2 separate regions of the Mus musculus genome follow, and region 1 is linked to region 2. A link is a loop called in an ENCODE intact Hi-C map of the cell type or tissue named here. Cell type or tissue: left cerebral cortex. All regions are shown on one strand.

What was found. Peaks named below come from ENCODE experiments on the same cell type or tissue, not always from the same donor. Only the 100,000 strongest peaks of a DNase experiment are listed, where the experiment ranks them.
Region 1: a loop joins it to region 2, with 2.4 times the contacts of the local background. A loop is called at or near these places in 7 of 42 quality-filtered maps.

The regions. Positions count from the first base shown.
Region 1 is chr13:112,114,062-112,116,561 of GRCm38, forward strand. No RefSeq gene overlaps it. Among named protein-coding and RNA genes, the nearest start is that of Gm41062, 14 kb to the left of the region's middle. In left cerebral cortex, a CTCF peak has its summit at 968; a DNase peak (open chromatin) is centred at 858.
Region 2 is chr13:112,164,639-112,167,138 of GRCm38, forward strand. No RefSeq gene overlaps it. Among named protein-coding and RNA genes, the nearest start is that of Gm41063, 17 kb to the right of the region's middle. In left cerebral cortex, no CTCF peak of the experiment used is centred here; DNase peaks (open chromatin) are centred at 1,401, 1,823 and 2,065.

The DNA.
Region 1 (2,500 bases), 51 kb before region 2:
TCTAACCCAGGGGAAGTGTGGAGAGGTGAAGACAGGAACAGGCTGCGGATCCTGTGAGCTCTTCTTTGAGGGTGTATCTTTAAGTGTGGACATGTGGCCTCAATAGTTTTCATTTCCCTTTGGAAGCTGCTGAGTCTATAGGAGCTGACTGAGGCCTTTTCTTTATGTAATGTAGTTCTACCAACATCTTAGCATCATATGGTCCAGACACACACACACACACACACACACACACACACACACACACACACAGAGTCAGCAAGGAAGCTGTATGGTGGCATTAGCTATTTTTGTGCTATTATTTTTCAAGCATATTAAAGTGATATTTAATCCTACTCTGTCTTGCTTTGCTCCTTCAGGCTGGACTTAGCCTAACTTCTGTGCAGGGGAGGGAGATCTACAAATGACAGGAAGATTTATTTATTTATTTATTTATTTATTTATTTATTTATGAATCCTGTGTGCATGCATTAATGCAAAAACAATATTGGGCTTAACTAACAGGCTACTTATTCAAAAGTTCCTCTAAACTGCCCTGTGGCCATTTTGTTTAGTTATGTCCTCTGGTTTCTTGCCTCATTGCCATGCCTGTCCCTATTGCAGCTGGAAAGAGAGTTTTAAGAACACCTCGAGGTGTTTTCAGATGGAGCCAGTAAACAGCTTTAGCCGACACCTCCAGTGAGTCTCGGGGACACAAGCCAGCACAAACAGGGAGTGGGACGCTTTGCTGATCGCTCTGGGCACTGAGACCTCACGACTGGTCGGATGAGGCAGACTGCAAATCAAGCAGGGACATGCTGAGGGGCCAGGGAGGGTTCAGTCCTGTTGCTTCTTGTAGGAGCTCCCTTCACACAGAGAACAAATGCTAGAGGAGGTTGAGCCCTCTTTTTGTCAAAGCCAGGGAGGAGGAAGCTTGCCATGGCCAAGGTAGGCTGGGGTCCAGAGATACTGACTCAGCACCGCCAGGCTGCAGTCTCAGACAGCAGCAGCATTGGCTGTGCACTTACACCCTCGGCTGGGTTTGGTGTCAGGAGCTCTAACAGGCACTCCAGTGTGATCCAGTGTGTTCATTCACATGTGGATTACACCACTGAGATCAGAGTCTAAAGAACAGTGTCTTCAGTAAGAGTGTTTGTCAGTACTTTCTACTGTTGAGCCCACGGTGCCTGGTTCCAACCAATACTCTTCAGTTAAATGAGAAATGAAGTTCTTCTACAGCTACCCGGTCATCCTTAAAAAGTTACAGATGAAGTACTCAAACAGTGACTAGACCAACATTGGGACACAATAAAAGAGGCTAGGCCCAGCCACATCCCTTACTATCCCACAGTTCTGTAGATTCCCGATGGCTTTCTATGGGAAGAAATCTGCTTTTGTGCTGGTCTGGCCCTCCTAGAGGAACGAACACCTTGCATGCAGGGCTGGTCACAAGTTAATAGACAACAAGACAACCCGCAACTAGAGCAAGATTTGACATACAAATGCCTTCCTTACCTGTCTTGTCTCTTGGGTGGGACACTCAGACACATGTTCAAATATCACCCCTTAGGAATCCTCATTTTCCAGGTTCGTTTCTCTGACTTTCCTGATATTCTGGGACCCCCATCCCTACATGATGTATATTTAGTATCTGTTTCCGGTAAGTCTGAGCTAAGACACTGTGACCCTTGCTGAACTCTTCTTTGACCATGAAGACGTTAGTGTGCTCTCTGGATGGTCCTGCCTACCCCAACCCTTCCTCTGCCATGCACTGGTCCTTTTCAGTGCCTTTTTCCACCTCCACAAGAGCATGCACAGAGATGGGTCACACATGCCTGCTCCCCTCATAACTGTCCTGTGCTCATGCGCACACACACACTATGTACAGAGACCCAAGAAAGCCAAGCCACAGAGATATGGGATGTTATAGAAAGAATCTCTGATGTGTGTGAGACTTACTACTCTGTTCGACTTCCTTTAGACTTGCTCTGGCTCCCTGTGTGGAATAACGCTCAGAGGTTCTAACTGCTCGTAAAATCAGAGCTAAGCGGTGAGACCCAAGCACAGAGCTCTGTATCCTGTTGTGTAGGATCAGTATTCTCTTTCCACTTCCTCCCCAAGCAGCAAGAGGATGGAAGTGTTTTTCACGAAGACAGGAAATATCTTCCCTACTGCTTTGTGAACTGGGTGGAGTTATCTTAAGCGAGAAGAGCCATTGGGCGAGGAGAGATGTGTGGGTTGGATTTGCAATGAGCAATTAACAATAGTGTTCCGTGGCCACACCCTGCAATTTCACAAAAGGGGAAGAAAAAAACCAACTTGGCAAAATAAATCTGTACTGCCTTCTTTAAATGTGCCCTCCACTGTTACCTTCTGTAACGTGTGCTATCGTTTCTCTGCTGTAGTCACACAGGATTATGTGCCAAGAAGCAGAAAGCCTTTCCTTGGCTGGCTTTCAGCATGCACCAATTTCAGTCATGACAGTTGAGTTATTAAACAGAAGCAACACAGTTTGAATGTC
Region 2 (2,500 bases):
GGAAAACAAACCTGCCAAAATTGGATGACACACAACTGGGAGAAGTAATATGACAGCAAACATGATATTTCGTTTTGCTTGGGGTGGGGGAACCAGTGGGGTGATTTTATAAAACTATATCTCCCCAGGTATAGAGGATACACCTTTAAGCCTAGTGCTCAGCAGAGGCAGGGGCAGGGGCAGGGGCAGGGGCAGGGGCAGGGGCAGGGGCAGGGGCAGGGGCAGGGGCAGGGGCAGGGGCAGGGGCAGGGGCAGGGGCAGGGGCAGGGGCAGGGGCAGGGGCAGGGATAGAGTCTCAGGCAGAGGTAGAGGTACAGGCTCGGACACAGACAGAACCAAGCAGATGCAGGGGAAAAGAAAAGTAGCCACAATGATACACAAGGAAGCAAGGAATGGGAAAAGTAGAGAAGAAAGGATTTGTTAGCATGAAGATCTGTCACACAAGAACTTCCATAGGCAACAGGCTGTGGGGATAGCAGGAGACATAGCTACTAACAGCTCCCATTGTCCCAGCAATGACGCGCAGTGGTGGCCCAGCATTATGGGTGGCCTTTTCTTCCCAGCCTGGACTGAGAGTGTCAGAGTGTCTGTGGCCTCTCTTGACATCTCTTAGTTCTTCCAACTGGGTAGTTTTAAGGCTTAGGAAGCCCCTGTTGTCTAAAGCATCCCACATTAACTTTTTTTTTTAATTATTCATATTCTTAATCATTTTAGAACTTAGGATCAAACCCTGAGCATTGTCCAAGTTGAGCAGGTGTTCCACTATAAGCTATATACAAAAACCTTCTTATAAAGTTTGAAGTATGTTTTTTTTTAATTCCAATGGGTATACTTTTGAAATGATCCAGCAACTAAAAACCAACTTTGCTTACAAGTGAAGCAAAAGTAAGGGGTGTTTTGGAATCCTTGACACGAGAGAAAATTTAGCTATAAATTACTTCTAAATGTCAAGTGTTTTCTTGACTTTTGAGGAAGTTTAACTGTCAAGTGATTTAGCTGTATATGACTGGTTTTCCAGGCTGTTATTTATGAGTGCATAGTTATCTTAGATGTTCTATGGATCTATAGTTAGATGTTATACTTTCAATCTTGGGTATAATACCCATGGAAAACTGGCCTCGATGTGTCTCAGTGCTTGTTACAGAAGTATTTGCTAAGCATTTGCACGCCATTTAAAATGCACCAATTCATCAAGTTAAGAAACAAACAAAGCCCCTGCAATATATAGTTCCTTTCTGTGCTAAGGGCTTGGGAAGGAGGGTGCATTTAAAGGCAGGTGGATGGTGGGCATGGTGCTGGTTGCAGCTGTCCTCAGATTTCTGTGGGTCCCATTTGCCAAGAAAAGATATGTCCTAATTTGGCTTTTAATTGCAGGTGTGATTGTCCCCAGAGCTGTGCCAGGGACATTACCATGTTAATAGCAGGAAGTGTACTGGGATCAGAGAAGCAAGCTCCTAGTTCCTCTAGCAGCTGAGTCCCCAGCCTTTCTCAAAGGCAGGATTCTAAATCTACTGAAAGGGAGACTAGTTGCTGATCTTGGGAAGGGAGTCTTTTTTGCGGGTCTTTAGGGGGCGGGGTGGGCAAGGCAACAGATTAAGCAGTGGATCAAAATATAAGAGAAAGCCTTGCTCCCCAAGTTAAAAAGCAGAAAAGAACCAAACTAAAATAAAAATAGCTCCAACCCAGAGATCAAGAGGACCATTTTGTGTAAAGGAAGAATAGAAGTGGTCTGCTTACACTCTGCCAAGCCACTAGCTTGAAGTACATCATTGTGCCAATGGCGGAGGGTCTGAAAGGCTCCATTATTAAGAAGTTAGTGCTTGACAGCGGCCGACTCCACAGCAAAATCGCTCCCTTCCAAGAGACGGCATCCTAGGAGTCTTGGGTTAATTACTCAAATCTTCAAATTATCCTTCAGGGAGCAAAACGAAGCATGCAGACTCAAAAGCAGATCTAGGGCTGAGATTACGAGAAAGAGGGCTCCTTCCCACTTTGCAGAAAACGACCATTTCGATTGTAGAAACCACAAGAGGGGGCAGGGAAAGAGGAAAACATGCCCGAGTACCAGGCAGACACTAAATGGCTGGCAGCTGTACAGCCCCACAGGAAAACAAGATCTGCCCATGTCCCTACTCAGGGCAGGCCTGGCTACACTTCTAAAACAAGTTGTTTCGAATCAAATTGCCCAAGGAGAATGGGGGTGCTGAGATGAAGGCACCCCCGGGCTTTGTTGCAGAAGAATAGTTTCTCTAGACACTGGCTTCTGGAAGAGCCTAACAAGTCAGCTCCCAGCTACTATTACTTGAAAATTATTTCTTCTAGACAAGTACTTATTTCCTAGATCTACTTTCTGCCATAGGGATACACTCTTTTTGTTGCCGTTTCTCTGTGTGTGAATGTCTGTGTGTGTGTATGTACATACATTCATGTATACCCATACAAGTGTGCAAGAAAGCCTGTGGGAGCCAGAGGTCAACACAGTGCTCTCTCTCTCTCTCTC